Linked DNA regions of Homo sapiens: region 1 is linked to region 2. A link is a loop called in an ENCODE intact Hi-C map of the cell type or tissue named here. Cell type or tissue: HepG2. All regions are shown on one strand. Each heading gives the region's core, and the rest is flanking DNA. Links, peaks and the distances in the headings are about the cores only. Region 1 overlaps SGCE (sarcoglycan epsilon). Region 2 holds the start of LOC105375404 (a long non-coding RNA gene).

What was found. Hi-C counts contacts between places; a loop is a spot of excess contacts. Peaks named below come from ENCODE experiments on the same cell type or tissue, not always from the same donor. Only the 100,000 strongest peaks of a DNase experiment are listed, where the experiment ranks them.
Region 1: it touches region 2 in a loop (2.8-fold over the local background); 3 of 110 quality-filtered maps call a loop at or near these places.

The regions. Positions count from the first base shown.
Region 1 is chr7:94,639,561-94,647,560 of GRCh38, forward strand. The region is part of intron 1 of SGCE (sarcoglycan epsilon); the gene reads right to left. Among named protein-coding and RNA genes, the nearest start is that of SGCE, 13 kb to the right of the region's middle. RefSeq lists enhancers at 777-1,278, 1,279-1,778. In HepG2, for the core only: no CTCF peak of the experiment used is centred there; a DNase peak (open chromatin) is centred at 3,831.
Region 2 is chr7:94,554,329-94,570,630 of GRCh38, forward strand. CASD1 (CAS1 domain sialic acid O acetyltransferase 1) reads left to right here. Exons shown (of 18, transcript NM_022900.5): 17 at 155-247; 18 at 1,164-2,691. The coding sequence ends at 1,430. LOC105375404 (a long non-coding RNA gene) reads right to left here and starts at 4,167. Exons shown (of 4, transcript XR_007060433.1): 1 at 4,094-4,167. RefSeq lists an enhancer at 1,782-1,831. In HepG2, for the core only: no CTCF peak of the experiment used is centred there; DNase peaks (open chromatin) are centred at 5,823 and 7,723.

The sequences.
Region 1 (8,000 bases), core at 1-8,000, 81 kb after region 2:
TAACTGTTTAATTCTAGTCAGCAAATATTTGTTGTATGTCAATACAAGGAGTATGTGGGGATACAAGACAACCAAGGCATAGTTCCTGCCCCTGAAGGAGCTTACAATCTATGGGGATTGGCAATTCATGTACATATACATATACATACATACACATATATACACACACACATATATAATAAATCATACTAATTATACACACAAATGGTAGAAAGCATACGTGCTATAAGAACACTAATGGGGAAGCAATTATCTCTGGCTAGGAATGTTGTTAAGTTTAAAGTACCTTTTAAATTCACAGTTGAATTTTCCTCACACTGGCAGCAATGACTAGCATAGGGGTTAAGGAATACTAAGTAGGGGCTACTGCAAGAGTGTCAGATAGCAGTCAGGGTGAAGCACAAGGAAACAAAAAGTGGTGCCAATTACAAGACACCTTGTAATGGAGATAATACTGACATGGAGATAATGGAGATAATACTGACAATACTTTTTCAAACTGCTAGGTGCAGGGATAAAAGGAGAATCAAAGACGCCTTTGAATTTTTTATCTAGAATGACATAGAATAGCAATACTTTAGGAACCTCAGAAAAGTCAGTTTCAAGAGAAAGATGATTAATTTGATTCAGGATATGTTAAACTTAGGGTACTAGTTGGACATCTAGGTGAAACTATCTGAGAAGAAGAAGATAATGTAATGGGGCTTCACATACAGATTTAAAGTTCTTCTCCAGAGAAATGATTATTGAAGCCAAAGCCCTAGTGTGATTCCTTAAAGATACCATGTCCCTGGTAACACATACATCAGGCTCTTACATAGAAAGTGATCTGGAGCAAATATATGTTCCTGTTCTTATTGATCCTGTTTTTCACCATCCAAACTGCCAATCTGCTGTCTACTCTCTGATTTTTCACCCTTACATTTTAGACATGATAGATTTGGGCACCAGTTTTTTCTGATTACAATATTGGCTCTCCATCCTATTCTCCCTTGGGCTACTTTAGGTAAGTTCCTTGTGGATTCAGCTCAGCCCAAGAACTGCCCATGGGATTTGTCCTAGCTTCTGTGTGTTTGTTTTGTTTGTTTTTTGTTTTTGTTTTTTTGAGATGGAGTCTCACTCTGTTGCCCAGTCTGGTGTGCAGTGGCGTGATCTCGGCTCACTGCAACCTCCGCCTCCTGGGTTCAAGAGATTCTCCAGCCTCAACCTCTGGAGTAGCTGGGACTACAGGCATGCACCACCATGCCTGGCTAATTTTTGTATTTTTGGTAGAGATGGGGTTTCACTATGTTGGGCAGGCTGGTCTCGAACTCCAGGCCTCAGGTGATCCGCCTACCTCGGCCTGCCAAAGTGCTGGGATTACAGGTGTGGGCCACTGCACCCGGCCTGTCCTAACTTCTGGACCTGAAATGCAGTAAGAAAGAATGCTCAAAAGGTAAGAGGGACAGCAAAAGCAAAACAACATGTTAATAAATACATTAACATATCAAAAGCAGAGGATGATTCAGCAAAGAAAGAGAGAAGCAGTCACAGAGGTTGAAAAATGAAGTCTGAAGAGTAACATAAGCCAACAGAAGAGAGATGTCAAGAAGGAGAGTGTGATCAACATCCTCACTTACTGCAAAAAGGTCAAAGAGGATGAGAGCTTAGAAAAGACTGCTAGATTTGAAAAGTGAGAAGTTACTGGTGACTCCTTGAAAGTGGAGTTCTGATAAAGTGGTGAGAGTAGAAGCCAAACTGCAAAAGGTCAAGATGTAGATGCAGAAATTACAGTTAATCTTTCAAGAACACTGGTCAGAATAGGGAAGCAAAAAGATCAAATGATAGACTGAAGAGTAGCAAGGTGGACAGAAGGTTGGTTATTTTAGTAGGGATGACATATTTTGTATCTAAATAGAGGAAAAGATGTAAGGGGGGAAGAGATTAAGGATAAAGAACAGGAGCATAACTGATAAGATACAATCCAAGAAAAGGTAGAATGGGTAGGACCAAGCATGTGGAAGTAAGGAAAATACTTTGGGCATGAGAAAAGGAAAGGAAAGTGAAGACAGCAACAGTTAGTGGAGTATAGCAAACTTAACTTTAAAAGAGCTCCCCACCTTAATAAATCAGAAGTAAAAGGCATATTTCCTTTTCAAACTGAATTTTCAGTAAAAATCTGAACTTAAGCTAAATTATGAAAAATCCAACCCTTCAAAATGAGAAAAGAATACAATTCAAAACCCAGATTATTATTATTATTAGTAGTAGTAGTAGTGTTTTTAGAGATGGGGTCCACTATGTTGCCCAGGCTGGACTAGAACTCCTGGGCTCAAGTAATCAATCATCCTACCTCAGCTTCCCAAGTAGCTAGGACTACAACCACTGCTGGGACCACTGCAACCGGCTAAAACCGAGGCTACCGATTTAATCATGACACATTGTATGCTTGTATCAAAATGTCACAGGCACCCTTTATATATGTACAACTATTACATATCCATAATTAAAATTTTAAAAAGTTGTTAAACCCAGGTTATTAAAAACAAACAAAACCTCAGGTGATCATGTCAGTGACACCTAGGAGTACAAATCAAAATCCACAGCACCCCCCAAAATAAGCTACTGAATTTGTATTCAATTTAAAATATATGTCAAATTAAGAATATTAATTTTATCTACTAAATGACCAATCTTATGAATTTCTCTAATAAATGGCTTATTTAATAACGGAAGTTATGTATTTTTAAATCCAGATGAATAATACAGGAGGCATTTCCCAATAATTTAAGCTAAAACAGGATCAGAAATGCTAATAGTCTCTTGTGGCAAAATACTCCACCCCCAGGGTTTTTCCTGATGGCTATGTTCCAAAAGCAACATGCTGGTTACATAGGAAGCACGTAGGCAGCTCCCCCAAAATACATATTCACATGTACCCCCAAAATATACATAGTAAAAAATTCTAAAACACATATTCATGACTCCACCATGGAGAGTCTAGGTAGATGGGTTACACAATTCCGTCAGGTAATTCACATACAAAACTGTGAACTCTAGAAGACAGAGGAGCCATTACAGAACCCAAAGAAATATAAACTATTACCTGAAAACCCTACCCATTCCAACCTCCAACTGATTTACAGGTACAACCAATTTGTAAAAACATGCAAGACCTTGCTGGATAGTGGAATATCCCAACTAGAAGGACAAGAAACAGGTGGCCAAATTCTTCTCTACAATGTTCCAAAGAACAATGTATTTGTGGATATGACAAGCAACATTTAGATTTAACTGCTTCCCATCACCAGCTCCTGAGCAAGGTACTTTCACATATACTGTCTAATTCAATCCTTACAAAACCAAATCATCTATTAATGTGTCTGAAGATTATAGGGGCTTAATCTTAAAGCATAATGAAGTAAATCCTGCAGGCAAGCAGACACTCTATAGAACTCTCCATTTCTCCATGAACTGGGTAGTTACCATAAAGAAAGAATGGGGTGAGTGCCCAGGCAGCTTCTCTTTTGTTCCTTCCTTTATTCTAGCTCAGTGGTTCTCAGACTATGTTGTGCATAAGAATTATTGTTCAGAGTTTTATATACAAAATTACACATATTATACCTTATGGGCTATTTAAAGGATTTACTAGGATAATTTTAGGTCTATGGAATTTTTTCTTACACTCTTGCTTTTAGAATCCTACTAACCCAGCATAAGATTTAACACCACTACATGTCCTTGGCTAGTGAATCAATGCATCATTGCTCATACTTTCCAGGTCCTGCATAAGGGCAGTCTAGTTGGCTTTTACAGGATTCAAAAAGCAAATTGAATTGGTGTCTCAATTGTTTAAACAGAGAGGCAGGGTAGAATAGTTTAAACACAACACACAGATATTGCTGTATTTCAAGGCCAGCACTGCTTTTGAACACATTCATTTTTTAAAAGTTTGTATTGATCCAGATGAAGTCCTACTTTGACCACAGAAGACTGAAGTCCAATAAATCCCAATAAAAGGACAATGTTTTATGGCTCTACTCCCCAGGCAATATCACTAAAGGCAAGACACGATGCCACGAATGATGTGCTTAAACCAAGTCCCACATATTGAGGGAGAAACTTTAATAATAGGGAAATAACTATTTATTTTTAATTGTGTGTCCAATATCATGGATCCACTTGACTAACTTCTTGTATAGAAAAGTATTGTATTCTGTACATTGACAAGTACAGAATACTCATTGAAAAAGGCTAGTATTTTAAAGTTTAATTTTCATTAGAAAAGGACCAATGCATTTTTTTATGTGAGAATGGATTTCTCTAGGACGGAAAAATATGACTCAATATTTAAAATATGTATCCTACCTACAACTTTTCAAGATTAAATCTAATGTGTAAAGATATGTCAACCTTGTAGAGACTGGTTCTTGGACATCCTCCAAAGACACTGGACTATCCTCAGGAATCTTAAAAGGAAGAGAACGCCACTGTGCTCACCAGGTTCATGGTAATCTACATTACAATTATATCTGGGTGTGAGTTTTACTCTAGTTCATAAACACAAAAACAAAACATCATATGCATCTTGCATTTACAAAGCCCAAGCTAAGAAGGCATTCACACAATTAGCCAGGATATCACTGTACATAATTTAATCATCTTTTCAATGTTCCCCCTTCTAAATCATCAAAGCCTAAATTAATCCAAAGGTGGCTGGCATGCCTTCACCTTCCCTAGAAACCATATGACAGTTAAAGTTTGTCTTAAGATTCCATGATTCATTTTGAGTCTTGTAGCGGCATGACTACATTTCATCTGGCCTGGGGCAAGCACTCTCTGAAGAGATATTACTGTTTCCCAAACCTGAATAATTTGCTGACTGGGGGAGGAGAGGATTGCTATTTAATAAAAGTAATTGAAGAGCTGTGAATAGTGACTGATTGCTGATGAGCTAATCAGAATATCAAGGAAGGGAAATAATAAATAATAACTTATTCAGACATCACTGTCCAAGTAAACAGCCGGATATGCCAAATGAAATTTAATCTGATTATCATACTCACCTTAAAAGCAAACTGTCAAGTCTTTCTCTGTCCACTACTTCATTTGTCTCTTTCATATTCCACTGTAAGGGGGATGAAAGACTTTGTTTTCAGAAGTTGGTTATATAGCTCACGTGTCCGGCATCCCTTCCCTTCTCTTACCATCCCCATCCAAGTTGTTACGCTGCTCCCTGACCCTCTACATTTTTCTCTTCCCTTCTTTTATGCAATTCTCCTCATTTCTTTTAAAATTGTTTCCTACATCAAAACATTATTTTTACATTTTTCTCTCTAAAAAATGTAAGTTGGCCATTACTTTTCTTTAGCTACAATGTCTTAAATACTAAGTGCTGGATACTACACCAAGGGTTGTACACATATTAACTAATGTAATCCTTACAATGACTATGTTAAGTAGGCAGTATTCACTCTATTTTACAATGAGACTACCAAGTTTAAGAAAATTATGTTAACTCACCCCAGGTCTTATGTTTACTAAGTGGCAGAGTTGAATTTTTAACCCATTTCGTGGTTGACTGCAAAGTCTATGTCATGAACACATCAATACTACCCCCAAATACAGTCATGCATTGCTTAATAATGGAGATACTTTTTGAGAAATGCATTGTTAGGTGATTTTGTTGTGCAGTCAAAGAATGTACTTACACAAAATGATATACACATTTTTATTTATATATATTTTTTCATATATAAAGCCAAAGTTCCCATCACCATTACTATGCTACTACTGTGCAGTGGAAATTAATCTCATGCACTATGGGCACCAAAACAAGAACAAAAACAATTTGTTGAAAGAAGAAAGCTTTAAGTTTTGGAACCTATGGGGAAAAAAATGGCTTTACTGAGGAGGACTGTTTACCCCAACCTCTGAAAGGAGTTGGGAAAAGATAATCCTAAAAGAAATGTTACAGCAAGGCTTTAAATGAAGAATGCCAGAAGAAGCTAAAAAAATTAGATATAAGAGACTTTAGAGTGAAATAAAACTGTAGTACAGAAAGGTAGTGTTTAACATCAGTCTTTACAGACAGTGTCTGGGTTCAAATCCTAATTTTTGTCCATTGGGCAAGCTACTCAATGTTTCTGTGCCTCATCTGGAATAGAATAGTACCCATATCAGTGACATACTGTTGAGTATTAAATGACATAATGTATTTAAGAACTTTAGAAGAATGCCTAGCATATAATGATGTCCCCCAAAAATGAAAACTATTATTACATTTACTCTTCAACTAATTTGAAGAAAATTTTGGATTTCTTTAAATACAATCGTTTTTAAAAATATATCTTCAAATGAAAAAAAACTATCATCACTACAGGTGGCATTATATAATAATACTGCACTCTCATTTTTTTCCACAATCATGACACATATGAAAAATGATATTCTATAGAAATATATAGTAGAGTCAACTGTAGAGGCTACTCAGAAGAGGCGACAGCCATACCAAACTCCACTACACTCGTTGTCCAAGGACTAAAAAGATGGCATCTCAGCCAATCCTCATTCTCTGCACTTAGCCAAGTTGAGGGCTGCAGTTTAACCCTTTTGAGGGAAGCCTGATGTAGTAAGAAATGAATTACATCGATATTTATATTCTGACTCTCATAAGCTTTTAGATATTTATTCAGAGGAAGCAATGCAGCAAAAGCAAAAAGTTATGTGTGAGCAAGACTCAACTGCATTAAACACAATATCAAAATTGAGTGGAAAGTTAAACGTTCAATATAAGAAGTTTTGGTTTGACAGAATAGTTAATGGAGAAGAGAAGGTTACTCACTTCTCTTGGTATTTTCTGCTCCTTTGCTCAAATAGCCTGAGAAGATAAGTCTGGGTTTCCACTCATGGGAACAGAACTATATATCTCAGATGAAACAGGAACACCAGTGGAAACTTTAACAAAAACAATGCATATAAGCAACAGTTATATGCACCATTACAATTTAATGTCCTCACTTGCACAATGTTGGACTATTGTGAAAATAATAAAATTAGTGAAAAGCAGAATACAAAACAGTATACAGGCACTATAAAATCTAGTGTAATAGTGCAATCTAGTGGAAAAGGATTAAAAAGCCAAGTGTATGAGCTATTGGGTTAGGGACGTAAAGCTGCAGGAAAAATTTCTGTTCACAATAAAAAATATAACAATGCTCACATGCTCTTTCCAACTAAGTAACCTCTAAAAAAGAAATATTCTTATATTGTATGTTTGCTTTAAATTGTTATTAATTTCCTTAATTATAAAAATCCATACATTCTCATTGTACTATACTTTCCAATAGTATAACCAGGAGGGTACAAAATATAAATGTTCTCCCTCATATCCCTGTTGCCATCCCACCAATGTCACTGCCTAGCGTATCTACCCTTAATCGTCCTCGTGTCTTTCCATATTCTATGTGTGTACACACAAAAACACATACCGTGCTCTTTTTTGCATAATATGATCACATTTTTTCACTTAGAATATATCTTGAACATGTTTACATGATAGCACATTTTAAGGCTACATCATTTTCTGCTATGTGTCTCAATCATAATTTATTTATCATCACCTCAAACTAAGCTTGTCCAAACTAGGACCCATACTCTTTCCCTTAAAAACTGATCCTATTCCAGCCCTCTTCATCCTGTGTGTGGCACCACCATCTGTCCTCATGTAGATGACAGAAATCTGGAAATCATCCTTGAAATCTCCTCCCGACAAACTTAGCACCAAATTCAATGCAACACTCACTTCTGTTGGTTTTTACCCCCTAAAATATCCCTCCTATCTTCATCTCCCCATCACCACGCTAGCCCACAAGGTCATCAACTCTATCCTCAATTACTAAAGGAGCTTACTAGTCTGCTGCAAACTATTCTGACCCCTCCAACCTTTTCCTCACAAACAGCTAAAGTGCTCTTTTTGAAATGCAGATCTGATCATGTCCTGGTTAAATCCCTGCAAAGAT
Region 2 (16,302 bases), core at 4,627-12,626:
TAACTTTCTAATACTTTTAGAATATAAAAAGACTGTTGTATATGTGTCAAGTTCACAAACATAAAGAATAAGGTTATCATTTAAAAGAAAGCTTTATACAAAATACTTTTCAATAAAGAGATTATTAATATTTGCTTTTGTGCTTTTTCTTTAGATTTTAGCCTTCATCCTAATAAGAAACATCCCTGGATATGCCCGTTCAGTTTACAGTTCATTTTTTGCTTGGTTTGGAAAAATTTCATTAGAGGTTGGTACATTAATATTTTGCTTATCTTACACAGCCAGGTGTTTCATGTTTGTGTATGTACGTGTGTGTGTGTAAATATCACACATATATGTGAGTATGAAAATCGGACGTACTTTTTTCTAAACTGAAGCTATTATGGAATTACAGGGAAAAGACTTAGAACTTTCAACAATACTAAAGTATTTTGGAATGTTTTTAAGCCTTATTTTTAAATGACTAGATATAGATTACTTGCAAAATATTATTTACGTTGTCTTGAGCTTTCAAGCACAACCAAGATGCTGAGACCAAGAGAGAAAAATATTAGACCAGGTATATAAATGAAATCAAACTGAGGGGATTTTGATTTTTTGTTCATCTCCATAATTAAATATATTACTGGAATTCAGTTTATTGATGCATACCATAATAAAATTTACCCTTATTATGATTGGAAATTGTGGGAGAAAGTATAAACTCATTACATTTTGTGTAAGATACATAATATGAAATTATCTACAAAATCAGTTTGAACAGTAGGTTTTAAAATGTATTCTGAGTAGTCTAAGCTTTATTATTTGAAATAGAATGTTTTAAAACAATTTATATTGTAATAACAACATATATTTTAGAGTTTTTAGAGTATAGGATTTATTAAATTGTCTCTTAAAATAGGGAAAATAAATTCCTCTTTGAGTTCTTGAATAATTGTTCTATTATTTTCTTTGGTCTCATTTATAAGAGAGATTGTATTAGCAGTTGGAGTTCTAAGGAGTAGACTGCAGTGGACTTTTCAGGGCCAGTAGTGAGACAGAATAAAATGGTTTTAGGAAAGCCTTCTAATGTTATTATGCAACCAAATTGTTTAAATTAGGGAAAACTGTAATTTATTCATGGACCCTCTATAAATATCTGACTTAAATATTTTTTCTCCTAGCTATTTATTTGCCAGTATCACATATGGCTGGCAGCGGACACAAGGGGTATCTTGGTACTGATACCTGGAAACCCTATGCTCAACATCATTGTCAGCACTTTCATATTTGTTTGTGTGGCACATGAAATTTCTCAGATCACTAATGATCTTGCACAGATTATTATTCCTAAAGATAACTCATCTCTCTTGAAAAGGTTGGCATGTATAGCTGCATTTTTTTGTGGACTCCTCATCTTATCATCCATTCAAGATAAATCAAAACATTAGGTTCCAAAAATTCTAAAAAACCTAAACTCTTCAGGCTACCTTTGTGTGTCTCTAGAAGAGAAAAGCATCTATCTGGAGATATAAATGTGTATGTAAATATAAACGTTTGTGGCAAGAGGACAGTTCTGTGACATCTGTTGAACATATGTGGTTGTATATATTGGAAATGTACATATCCAATATGAAATACTAAAACAAACAAACAAACAAAAAACCAGAATGCATTGTATAGGATTGCATGTGAAGTCTTTTCTACTGAATCTATATTTCCATTTGTAAGTGATTTTAAGTTAACATATGAAGGCAGGGAAATGATTACCTTTCCAGTAAAAAGTATAGATAATTTAATTAACTTAGTGACACCACCAAGTGTTTTGATATAACTAAATTTGTGGTAATAAGACTGTCTGCACCTGTATTCATTGTGGAACTTCCTCTTTCATTGGAAACTTTCTTACTCAAGAATGACGGCAGTATTGTTTTCTTATATGTGCAATGAAGTGGAATGATAAACAGTATGCCTTTAATTTATATGTGTTCTTGTTCTGATGTTGTTTCCTGAAATGATTTTTCTTCCTAACTGTGGTTTTCGGGTATGCAAGCCTAAATCTTTGTACACTTTGTCTCACAGAATAGTTCTGAGGCTCCATGACAGGGTTTTGTCATTGTTGATGTTATTGTTGCTTCGTTTTATAAAAAAGCCAAAATTTTTTTTCCAATCCAAACGTTCACCTGTTTCCTTTCCTCAAGCTATACCAGTGTAATACCAGTTACCCTGTGGATCCATTTAATATGTTATCCCCACTAATTAATTTTCGTATATTATTTCCAATATTTGGAAAGCTCTTTATAGCCATTTGGTATTTCCTATTACCCACCTCCTATTTTAAATATTTATCAGTCTAAACTTGTGCAGTGTAGTAAACATGCAAGTTGTTACGATTGAGCTGTATTACCATAAGTAGAATTTTAAGTAAACTGGTGAATTTGGGCAATAAATGTTTTTGCTTTTTGTTTGATTTTTTTTTACAAGCTAACTGTTAGAGGTATACATTTATTTATCTGTTGTACAGATTTGATTATGATTTTAATGTTTGAAAGATTGCACTTGTTTGCTTTTACTATATGTGGGGTAAAATATATTTTCTGTTCACAGTATATGAAAATATGGAGTAATTTAAACAGTAAATAAACATTCTGTGGATGCTTATTTTTGTATTGGCAAAGTATCAATTAAACTATATGTGTTCTTTTTCAAAAATGCTGGATCCATTCATGATTGGTTCAAATATCTAATTATTTCCTCAACTTAAATTTGCTTTTTAAATTGCTTAATATGTAGGGGTAGGTTACCAAATGATAGTTGGATAAGGAATCATTTAGTTATCAGAGCTTCAGAGGGTCATCTGCTTTCCACCAAGGAAGTTTAAGCATTATGGTTCATTAGTGATTTTGCTTGAAGATTTTAAAAATGTACTTATTATTTATTTAGCACTGGATTTATGTGCTACTGATATACCTCCATTAATAGAGGAATATTTCTTGGACAGAGATGTGTGTTCTTTCCTTTTCTCTCTTCTTTTGCCCTTACTTAATCTTTTGACATTTCCCAGATAGACAATTGTAATGATTCATTGCTCTGCCTCCTAGACTGCAGCCTTATAAGTAGAGAATAGTATAGTTATAAATCAAAAACTTCCAAGTACTGTGATCACATTATTCTTGTTCATGTAGCTTGCCAATGAGTAGAGTGCATTTTAATTTAGCTTGTAAGTTTTATCACCTGAAAAAGATTCTTCTTGATGAAACAATTGAAAAAGAAAGATGACCAGTCTCCCTGTGTATTTTGGAAGCACTTATGTCTTCAGTAGGGATGCCGCAGTGAATATATGCTTTTCTCTCCTATTTGAACTGAAGCCTAAAACTTACCTGGTGAGCCCTGTTTCTTCATCACTTGTTCTTATTTAATATAAAGCACTATTTTTTACATATAATTATATAATAATCTGTATAATTTAAAAATAATTTATTTGTAGTTAAAAATATTTTTTATATTTGATTTTCTTAATTAGTCTTAAAAGGTTATTGTGGAAGTTGCCACAATGATAGCACCTATATATACGGTAAATGTCTTAATATTTTATTTTCTGCATCGACTCAGATACTGACCATTTGCATTACTCAATCATACCATTCTTTAGAATAAGATTTTTAACAGGATGTTTAGATATGCTAAAGTTGAGATAAAACCACAGAGGTTCTCTAAATTCAGATTTTTCTGTAATAGAAATCACAGTCAGAAATCTACCATCTGGCTTTAAAAGGTACTTGCTTGACTGAATTCTACCTCAATCGTTCCTCCTTTCCTTTGCCAAAACTTCCCATTTTTGTGGGTAGCCAATAGAAGCATTAAAAATTCAGCCCATCTAAATTAATAATGTTTTACAAGGATGTGGGACCCAAGTTCATTTATTATTCTATTCTCGAATGACTTTATACTAAAACCTTAAAACGGGAATGCATCCTGGATATAGTCATTGATATCATAAACTGGATGTGTTCCATGGCTTGCATTGCAGACAATTCAGTGTTTTGTGTAATGAATTGGATGTACCACATGGGAGTCTGTTGCATAACAGGAGATTAGGTAGTATTGTACTTACAGATTTTTGGAACAGTTGAAAGAAATTCAATTCTTCACATCATTCAAGAGAAAAATTACCTTTTTAGCTTAATAGTGAAGACTGAAATAAAGATTGACAATTTTGGTTGGCAGTTCAATCCATCTTACCACTTTGAATATTTCTCTGCAAAGACATTCAAAAATGATTGCATACATTTATGACTTAATTTGTTCATTCTTGTGTTCATTCCCCAAATCATAATTGTGATTTGGGGAAACTTATTTGGCAAGGTGTATTCTGGCTCATTTTCTTATTCTAAAAATGGTTTCCAGAAAAGGAAGTGGTCGTCCAAACTATATTCCCAAAATTGTGGTGTTTGATGACTGATTTCCAGAATAGATTTCTTATTTTATTTAATTAATTAATTAATTTTTTGAGGCAGGGTCTTACTCTGTCACCTAGGCTGGAGTGCAGTGGCGTGATCTTGGCTTACTGCAACCTCCGCCTCCTGGGTTCAAGCAATTCTCCTGCCTCAGCCTCCTGAGTAGCTGGAATTACAGGTGCCTGCCACCATACCTGGCTAATTTTTGTATTTTTAGTAGAGTTGGGGTTTCACCCTGTTGGCCAAGCTGGTCTCCAATTCCTGGCCTCAAGCGATCCACCTGCCTCAGCCTCCCAAAGTGCTGGGATTACAGGCGTGAGCCACTGTGCCTGGCCTGATTTTCTGATTTTAAATCTTACAAAAATTTAATGGCACTATTTGTTCTGCCTTTCCATATTAATAGTCATAGTAGAAACAAGGAGACACAAATGGAAGCTATTTAACTGGCATTCAATGTGGTACCAGAACCTAAATATAACAATATTGGAATACCCAAATTCTGTATATATGTCTGTGTGTGTGTGTGTGTGTGTGTGTGTGTATGTGTGTGTGTGTGTGTGTATATATATATGTATATATATGGAATAATTTCTTTTACAATTACGCAGACATTTATGTTCAAAAGTAACCATTATGAACAATTTGGGGGAAATATGAAATGGAATAAAATACCCTTTGTCTTTCAGGGATTCAGCAGTAAAATTGTCCTGAGCACCTGACATTTTACATCTTAGTAAAAAAGATACTAAAATTGTTTTGCTTTTGTTTTGTTTTGTTTTGAGAGGCAGTCTCGCTCTCTTGCCCAGGCTGGAGTGCAATGGCGCAATCTCGGCTCACTGCATCCTCTGCCTCCCAGGTTCAAGCAATTCTCCTGCCTCAGCTTCCCAGGTAGCTGGGATTACAGGTGTGCACCACCATGCCTGGCTAATTTTTATATTTTTAGTAGAGACGGGGTTTCACCGTGTTGGCCAGGCTGTTGTCGAATTCCTGACCTCAGGTGATCCACCTTCCTCGGTCTCCCAAAGTGCTAGGATATAGGCGTGAGCCACCGTGCCCAGCCAAAAATGTATTAAAATTCTTATTTGGAATTCAAAGTAAAACTAAGAAAAATGGAATAATTAAATGTATTTTCCCTTTATTTTCAAATTAAAATATCTTCAATATTATACATGCCTATGTTATATTAAAAGCTTATACTATCATTCAGTAAAAATAAAGCTTGATTCTATATCTGGCAGTTTTGTTGGTTTGTTTTGTTGTTTTAATTCTTAGGCTTTGTCTTTCTCTTTTCTATCCATCCTTAGTACTTGATTTTTGACTGTAGCTCTTTCATAAGTAGGTTAGTATTTGTTTTGTTTTTAACAAGTCACAGGGTCAAAGTCCTGCTGATAGACGGAATGAATATGCCTTCCTTCATAAGACTAGACTAGACAGGTTTTTGAAGATAACTAATATTGGGAGTGGCATGATGTGTTTTTCTTAGGTTAGTCAGGAGAAAATAGTGGCAGTTATTTCTGGTGTTGAGAGAAAACTAGAACTAAGAATTCAGCACTTTCTTTCCTTGACCCCTTCCATTTTATCCCCACCTCTAGACCCTGTCACTGGGAGAGACAAAGTGATGGAAAAACATTTAGTTGAAGTCTGAGGAATCCAGTACTTCCAAAGTACGTAATGCATAAGGCACATGGAACTGGAGCCCTTTCTCAGAGACTACAAAATTAAAAATGGAAACTATAAAGAAGTAATACCTGGGCCAGAATATCCAGGAAAAGTTTTAGAGTAACGGGAGAAGTGGGATTTGTAAAGTTGTATATTTGGATATATTATTTACACTAATATCAGTGTGGAATGGATGCAAGAATATATAGATTAATGGATAGAATCAGCATAAAAACAGATTTTATCAAAAGATATTAGAATAAGGTAATGGTTTGATTTCACATTACTGGGGAAAGGTAGAAATATTCTTTAAATAGCCCTGGGACTATTGCTTAATTGAGGGGTGAGAGTGATAAATTCCCATTCTTACTCTGTATACCAAAAGAAATATAAAATGATTAATAGGTTTAAAGACATGTAAAATAAACAGTAGAAAATGTAGGTGAACATCTCATTCTTAGATGAGAAATGACCTGTTAAGGCTAAAAGGTAAATCCAGAATTGCTACATCTATTACGTGAAAATTTAAAATTTCAGTATGCCCAAAAACATAATAGAAAAAATACAAGTGGGAACATTTTAGAACATTAATATTTGATGAGAATTTAATGTCCTGGTTCGTGACCAGCCTGGCCAATATGGCAAAACCCCATCTCTACTAAAAATACAAAAAATTAGCCAGGTGTGGTGGTGGGGGCCTGTAATTCCAGCTACTTGGGAGGCTGAGGCAGGAGAATCGTTTGAACCCAGAGGCAGAGGTTGCAATGAGCCGAGATCACGCTATTGCACTCCAGCCTGGGCAACAAGAGCGAAACTCTGCCTCAAAAAAAAATTAATATCCTGGGTATATAGAGAGCTCTTATAGTTTAGAAACACCAAGCTGTTTTCCAAATTTCACTTGGTTCCTAATTCTACACAGAAGGTCACTTCATTCAGATACCTCAATGTTCATTACATAAATAATTTAACTTGGAAGAACATCAGGAAACCACAGTACTCAAAGTTAGGCTTTCTATGGATGCTTTTTGGGAATTGCGGGGAGGGCAAAGATTTTTTAATGGCCACTGTTATGCCTTCCTTAAACATTTTCCAAACTAAAATTAATTAAGACTAGGTTATATTGAGCAGAACTTTGGAACCTAAATGGCCCATCTGTCTGTGTGAGAGCACAGATTCAATTTTTTTTTTTCCTAAAGAGAACCTCGGTCAAACTCTAGAGTATTCTCTCAGAAACTACTGATTATTAAACTCAAGTTTGCCTAAAAGATGTCACTCCTACACCAGCTTAATGTCTCATTAAGACAGTTTTTCTTAGAACCCTAGGGTGGCTGAACTCCAGTCATGAACCGTCAGCTAGCTAATATCTATCTTCTGTGAGTTTGACTGTGGTTAACAGTATTTATAAAGGAATGTTAGGGATTTGCTTTTTATCACTTCCTCAGATACTTTAGAATGTACCTGAGAATTAAGTCTGGCAAGCACCTAGCAAAGACCGCCTGGACAGTAACTTCCTGACTTACCCCTAGAATTTCTCTTGAGTTTGAAGCCATTGGTTAGCATTGCAGGACATTCTATAAACAATTCTATGAAACTCATCATTGTGTCAACTGTAGGAATGTTGATTACATCACACAATGGGCTCTTTTTGTGGAGTCTGAAGTTATTCTGACCTTACTGTAATATTTGCACCTCTTGTAAACAGTTCATTTGCTACTATCTTAGGTACATTGTGAGTTGGCTTTTTATGTTTGCCGATAAGAAGCAAGAGCTAAATTTGTGCTCCATCTAGAAAACAGGGCACTTTGGTATTGTTTATATTAGTCTCATTCTTGATCCCTTTTTCCTTCTCATATACTTCAGATGATGTTATTTGGCTATATTTTGCCTAGCCTTATAAGCCATCTTACATTCTTTTTTGAAATGAGGCAGTCTGGTAGTCCTAAGTGTTTCTTCAGACCACACCAGTCAGGATGATCAAGAGTCATAGTATATACAAATGGTAGTAGTAATATTTTTGCCTCACTGGTTATGTTTGAAAATCCTAGTCTTCCAAGTCATTTATCTCCTCATTAGGGTCCCTGAGTTGCTCACGAAATGTCCCTATAACAAATGTTCACAGTTCTCTGCAATTTATGAAAATAAGGCCGAAAGTTCTCCTTATCCTGTTCACTTCATGTGTTTCTTTTCAGTCGATACAGTTTCCTTTTTTTTTTCTTTGAGATTACCAAAAATTCCAATGGTAGCTATGCCATTTCCTTCTCTAACTGCCAATTGTTTCCTCTTTTGAAATTGCTGCTCTGTGGACCAGATGTCAGGCTGCAAACTCAAGGTGTTGGTACACACTTGCCCTTATGACGTAGCAATAACCTCTTCTATGGATGCTTCTTACTGCCATGTCAACATGTTCCAGTCTGGGAGTGGTTTCATTTTAGACCAGGTGGTCTCCTACTGGGATGTAGTCTCAGCTGACCCCCTTTTTTTTTATGCCAGAGAATGCTGGAGGATTCAGGAAAATTCCTGTATTTTACAGCTTAGTTTTCCTGGCCCTTCAGAAAAATAAGAGACACCGGAACAACCTGATATGATGGTACCTAGAAGGAGTAAGATCTTCCTTATGCTCAACCCTATCTTACATACAAAGGCCTTTGTAGAAACAGCAGTATCACCTTTAGGGGGGTTCTGCTCTATGAATCTCCAATGATGTATGACAAAGTGAGTAGTGACTAAATTGCTGGAGAAATGAGTAGCAAGAAGGGACATGGAACCTGAAGACGTTGAGTGGACCACACAAGAAAAGTGGTTATACTACCTCCCTCCTTACCCCCTTTTCCAAATATCCTAAACGGAGGCAACATTAAAGAGGCGTCTTCCATGCAAGGGTCAGAAAAGGCCTCTGTGGAGATAATAGTTAAGCTCTGGAAAACTCTTATACATAGCTAAGGAATTTGAGGAAAAACAATTTTTTGGTGGTTTGGTCAATTAGAGAATGAAGCCATAACTAATTACTTACCACTTTCAATTTTTTTCTTAAAATGCCTGCTTATTTTTTTTTATCCTTGTGCAACTTAAGGGCTTGTCTTTTTCTTGGTAATTTAGAAGTATTCCTTGTGTAATAAGGATGAAAACTCTAATTTTGCAAACACTTTTCCCAGTTGCCAGTTGTCTTCTGTTTTGACTGTTATTTCTTACATTTTTTGTTTTATCAAATCCATACATTTTTCATTAATAGCACAGCCCTCATTTAGCCCCCCTCCCCCACGCCCCCGCTGAAAGCTGGCTACCATTTTTATCATTTGGTATATGTCCAGAGCAGTATCCCTAAGTGTGGAATGTGTTGCCCCCAGAACCCAAAGAGCCTACTAGGCACTAGGAGCTTCTTTCTTTGCAGTAGGGAATACAAGATGCAGCAATGTGTTTTTTATTTTGATGGACATGTCTTGTCATAGCCCTGACTGCTGGACTCTTAAAAAGTGTACTTAAGTGGCAAGACTACTAGTCTTTTAATGGCTTATTTCCCATACTCTAGAGTACGCATGTCTCACCAAGACCTCCAGTGTGATAACCAGTTTATGAGCATGATGTCCTCAACATAATCAACATAATATCCTATGGGATGTTTAGATAGTTTAGATCTCTTCAGACTATTTTATGACACAGCAAAAGAGTTACCATAGCGAAGAAGCAAATGAGTATTTTTGTCTCTTTCATGTGAATGCACACAATTTCTGATTAGAATGGAAAGAACACATTCACTAAGCCAGTAGACATGTACCTGAGGCCTTACTACTCTGCTCTAGCAATGAAACTGTGTCTGGCACAACAGTTGTGGTCCAGGCTACTGCTTGGTTGAGCTTGTTGTAGTGTACTGATATTCCTCAAGATCCATCTGGTTTCTGCAGGGCCAGACTAATGAATTAAAGTGATATGATAGGGACCACTATCCCTGCATTCTTTGGATCTTTAATGGTTGCACTAATACCTTCCATCACCCCTGGGATAAGAAATTGTAATTTACCGTCTTTGGCAGTTAGGGAGGCAGTTTCAAAGTCTTCCACTTGGCCTTCATCCTCTATGATAGCTCTTGCCCCACAGGCAAAGGACCCAATTGAGGCTAACTTCAATTTTCAAGTATATAAATTCCAATTATACATTCAGGAAATGACTGCAGGGTCCTGGCTAAAGTAGTAGTAAATGGGGTGCATGGTCCAACAGGATGGATCCATGGACATAGTGAACCTACTTTGGCCAGAACCCCATTTACTACTTAGTCTTTGCGTGCGCCCACTCTGAAGGCCATGAAAATACTTTGGGTCTTCATGTATCAATGTCAAATAGTTGTCAAAAAGGCTGGTTACTCTCCTTTTAACAGCAACAATCACATTAGTAAATGTCTGTAAATCTCTATGAGGGAAGAACTGAAGAAAGCTTTGCAGTACTCTATATCTTTGTCATTGCATTGCAGGGTTCTTTCTCTTGGGAAATTGGCTAACTCTTTAGGTAATGGGTTCCAGATCTGAACATAGTCTCAGATCTGGGAAATCAGCAAGGAATTGCAGTGCTTTATTGGGCTACAGCTCTCAGCCTCCTGCTCCTCTATTCTTGCCTTCTGGTTGTATATGTTAAGTAGCACAGTAATTCGCTGCCCATCTATTTTTCCCCTAGAGACACCATATTCTATTATCTATGTATACTACTCCTTCCCATTAAGACCCTTTGGCTACCCCCAAGACTCTAATGGTAAAGCAACTCTGACACTTATGTGCCACTACCTGGCCTCTATTATTTTGGGGCCTATCAACCCATTGTGAATAGCAAGACTAGTTCTGTGTATATTCCCAACCCATGTTTCAGAGTCCCAGGCTTCACATAAGGGTCCTAAATTTAGCGTAATAGACCTGCCTTGGCTGAGCATTTAAACACCTCTGGTGCTCTGTAACCCTAGTTATTAAATCCTGAACTTACCACCCACTGAAGGTATAGTTCCTCTTTGTAAGCGTCCTAAAAGGTCCTGTGGCTGTAAAACTTAGCTTATGTCTGTTAACTGCCTTCAGCTTCTCATCCTCCATCTACAGGACAGTCATACAAGTGAGCAATAACCCACTGACTTAACTGTCCCTGTAGGTGCTGTTCCTCCCAAAACCTTCAAATGCCTCAATTATCACATTAGTAAGGATGCTTCCCTCCACCAGGACATTCTCCCAGGTCACCACTAATGGAAATTTCAGCAATTAAGCTATCACCTATCCCAAGGACTTCATGATTCACATTCTGCTTAGTAAGGGCTTCTCGTTGCCTGCCGAGCATGAGTGAGCCAGTCTCCTAACCTCATCTAACCATATACATTCTCAGACCATTCCAGGTGCCAACTATGTCACTTTGGGTTCCCTAGAAGCAGACAGAATCATATGTGCAATACATTTGCTAAGGAAAATACTTGTGAAGGATAAAGGGGAAAGGTACCAGGGGTAGTCAGAGAATTGGGTAAGAAGAGCTTCAGAATGCAATGTAGTTTCAAGAAAGTCTTGGCTAGGATGATGGGGAGCTCCAAAACCAAGATTACCATTGGAAGTGTCAATCATTGAGCGGGAATGAGCTGGCTCTAGTACCGCTTCCATGCCCAGTCATTGGCTGGGATCAGCAGCCCAGGGAGAGCCAGGACTTCCTCACAATAGGTTTTTTGAAGGGAGAGCTGAGCAGCATATTTTCATGTCAACCACAAAGAATGAGGTGAGCATTTATAGTTAATAACAAATGAATGCAGAAATTTACAATTAAATTCATGGGCTTCATCAAAACACCAGAAATAAAACTGGGAATAGAATCATGTATATGTGAAAATTCTTAGTACAGTGTACATAGAATTTTATAAGCAAGGAAAGGAGGGAAACAAAATATAATTTAATTTTTATCTAATTTCTGATAAAGAATAGCTCAAGCATATAAACAAAAGAAAGCAAAATGAATGTGATTATAATACTTATAAAAAAGAAATATTTCTTAGTCAAAAGAAATGCTGCAAACAAAATTAAGAGTCAAATTGAAAAAAAAAACTTGACAAATAGACCACTTTTAACATCCTTACATAAAGAACTCTTACAATTTTTTTTAAACACAGGTTTTCTCCAACTTATGGCTGTTTCATAGTTGAATGATTCCATATAGTACTTTAATTCCATTACTTTGGTCTCCATTACATAAATAGTTTAACTTGGAGGGTGCATCAGGAAGCAACACTGCTTAAAGCTAGGCATTCTAATGGAAGCTTTATTGACTTTTCTCTCTCTTTTTTTCAAATGTGCCATAGTGGGCTTTTGGTTACACCTTCCTTAAACATTTAACAGAGTAAAATTATTGAGTCTGTGCTATATGGAGCAGAAATCTGGGCCCTCAATTGACCATTTGTCTGTGATTAAGAGCAAATTCAGTTTCTTCCTGAGGAGAACCTTAGCCAGGTCTTAACTACCCCTCGGCTCATCATGGTGTGGCAGTATGATGGCTCTTCTGGTTAGGCTTTTTAGCATGCAGAAATATTTCTCCTAACCCTGGTGGATCCTCTAGCAGTTTATACTTGAATTTGTACTCTCAATCATCCAAACAGAATGGCTATACTCCAGATATTTACCAGAGGTGTTACACACTTTCACATTTATTCTGCTAACTGTGATGTTTAGTCTTACTGCTTCCATCCTTTTTTTTTTTTAATCTTTCTGTTACAGATTTATTTCCTATTGGAACCAAGTCTGTGAGTTCACACCCACATACCAGATTTTGCTTCGTGATTGTCAGAGGCTAGAACTCATCCATCTTGTTTAATATGTATTTTTTGTTGACTGCTCTTTATTATAGTGATTTATTTTTCTCTTTTCTAACATGTTGAAATGGCCTAGTTTTTATTTATTCTCTATTGATTTGAGCCTCCTATGCCCTGCTTCTGTCATACCAGTGGTTACCTTATCTTTCTTCAGAATTCTAATATCTGAGTAGGGCCATGTAAAAGAAAGACATATTATTGAAACAAAAATGAAAATTGCCATGAGCCCCTTTTTTACCTCATGAAGCATGTGTATACTTCATTTTTGGCAAGGTACTAGCCTTGAAAATACCAGTGCAGTAAGGGGATTTCAGAAAGAAGACACCAGAGAGTTTGTAAGCCCCTGTCTCTCAACATTGTGGTCATCTTTAAAATACCAGGGAAGCTATGTGGAGAGAACTGAAATAGGAATGTCTACTGTTGCCAGCCTATGCCTGCTAGCTTCTTTTTTCAAAGGCAAGGTCCTTTATTATTTCCTTGTTATGTATGTATTTTTGAATAGGGAATAAATTTAGATGGTTCAAAAATAAAATATTAAGGGCAGATAGTGAAAAGTTTTATTTTTCCTCTACAATTCCTCATCTACCTAGTTCCCATGACTACTACTCCCCAACTACACACAGCCAGTCTTACTAGCTTTTTATGTATTCTTACAGAGTTCCTTTATACATTATAAGGAAATGGAAATATATATTCCTTTAACATTTATCCTAAATTAACGTATAAAGTTCATATGATTCCAACATGAATATCAACAGGTTTTTTAAGAAATAAGCTGATTCTGAATTGTATTTGGAAAAATAAGAATTGCAAGAAAACCTCTGATTTAAAAGAAGAGCAGTATGGGAGGGTACTTTCACCAGAAATAAAAATGTATTATTTTATAACATTGTATGAAATAATATATTAGAAAGCCTCTCTAATTAAAACTGTGTGGAGCTAATGCATGAATAGCTAGTGATACAGAGTAAAAAGTACATAAATCGTCCCATACATGTCTATGAATTTAGTATATGCTATAGGTAGCAACTCAAGTCAGTTACAAAAAAGATGGATTGTTTAATAAATAATACTGGCAAGAAGGTTGTCATTTTAAACAAAATTAAGTTGGATCCCTACCATACATCATAAAAGTATAGAAAAAATACAAATGATATCCTGTATTACTTTGGAATGATAAAGTATTCTTTATTCAAAAACTATTCAAAATCCAGAAGTCATAAAAGATTGACAAAATCTGCTATGTTAGAAAAAAATTTTTGCAAAGCAAAAACAAGTAAATCCAAAGATAGACTGAGAAAAGGCATTTGTATCTTATATTATAGACAAAAGGCTAATCTCCCCAAAATGTAAAGACTTCCTAGGCATTGATGATAAAAGAACAAACGACAGATAAGTGAAGTGGGTGCTATGGTCTGAATGTGTATGAATTAATATGTTGAAACCTAATCACCAATGTGATGGTATTTGGAGATTGGGCCTTTGGGAGATGATTAGGTCCTGAGGGCAAACCCTCATGAATGGGATTATTGCCCTTATAAAAGAAGCCCCAGAGAGTTTCCTTGCCCCTTCCACCATGTGTGGACACAGAAAATGGCTATCTAGGAATCAGGAAATGGACCCTTTCCAGACATCAACTCTACCAGCACTTTGATCTTGTACTTCCTAGCCTTCCATACTGTGAGAAATAAATTTCTGTTGTTCATAAACTACCCAGTCTCTGGTATATATTATAGCAGCCCAAATGGACTAAGAGGGGAAGCAGTATAAGCAAACTATTCACAGAAAGGGAAATATTAATGCCTTTGAAATATACGATAAGATACAAGTTGATAAGACACTGTGTTGAGTGAAGGTTATGGCAGGACAGCACAGATGCATTGCTGTGGGAATATAAATTCCTAGGGTCCCTATGGAGGGCAGTCTAGATATACATATTAAAAAATGCATATACCACATCTGGTAACTTATACTCATATTGGTGGAAAAGGGTATATAAATAAGGTCATTCACTGCAGTATTACTTGTAATTGTAATTGACTGTACAATTGATAATTGTAATTGGAACTAACATCATCAATAAAGGAATAGTGGATTGATGATGTGGTAACCATGCTATATAACACCATGTAGTGCTAACAAAGAATGGGGAGATTATGTATTTATAGGGAAAAATCCCAAGGAATATTGCTAAGTGAAAAAAAAATTTCAGAAATCTGAGTATATTTTGTTTTTAAAAAGACAGGGTCTCACTCTGTCACCCAGGCTGGAGAGCAGTGGTGCAGTTTTGGCTCACTGCAGCCTCAACCTCCTGGGCTCAAGTAATCCTCCTGTCTCAGCCTCCCAAGTAGTTTAGCACCTCTGTGCTTGGCCAATTTTTAAATTTTTTGTATAGATAGGAGTCTATCTATGTTGTCCAGACTGGTCTAAAAATCCGGGCCTCAAGTGGTCCTCCCACCTCAGCCTCCCAAAGTACTAGGATTACAGGTGTGAGCCACCACACCAGGCATGAAGTGTGTCTCTTGTAGACAGCATATCGTTGTATCATTAAAAAAACTCCATTCTACCAATCTCTGACTTTTTTTTTTTTCTTTTTTGAGACAGAGTCTTACTCTGTCACCCAGGCTGGAGTGCAGTGGTGTGATCTCGGCTCACTGCAAGCTCTGCCTCCCGGGTTCATGCTATTCTCTTGCCTCAGCCTCCCAAGTAGCTGGGACTACAGGTGCCCGCCACCATGCCCAGCTAATTTTTTGTATTTTTAGTAGAGACAGGGTTTCACCATGTTAGACAGGATGGTCTTGATCTCCTGACCTTGTGATCCGCCTGCCTCAGCCTCCCAAAGTGCTGGGATTACAGGCGTGAGCCACCGCACCTGGCCCAATCTCTGACTTTTCATTGCAAAGTTTAATCCATTTAAAATACGAGGATTTACTTCTGCCATTTTATTAATTATTTTCTGCCTGTCTTATTATTTTTTTGTCCCCTATTTCCTCCACTACTGCCTCTTTTCATGTTTAGTTGATTTTTCTGTAGTGAAAGGTTTTGATTCCCTTCTCACTTCTTTTTGTGTACCTTCTATAATTATTTTCTTTGTTATTACTATGGTATTCATATTTAACATCCTAAATTTGAATTGATAACTGCAATAGCATACAAAATCTCTGCTTCTATACAACTGTATCCCCTTTTATGTTATTGATGTCACAAATTACATTTTTATGCATCGTGTGCCCAATAATATAGATTTATGTTTTACAAATTTGTCTTTTTTTGGCGGGGGGATGGAGTCTCCCTCTGTCACCCAGGCTGGAGTGCAGTGGCATGATCTCGGCTCACTGCAACATCCACCTCCCAGGTTCAAGTGATTCTCCTGCCCCAGCCTCCTGAGTAGCTGGG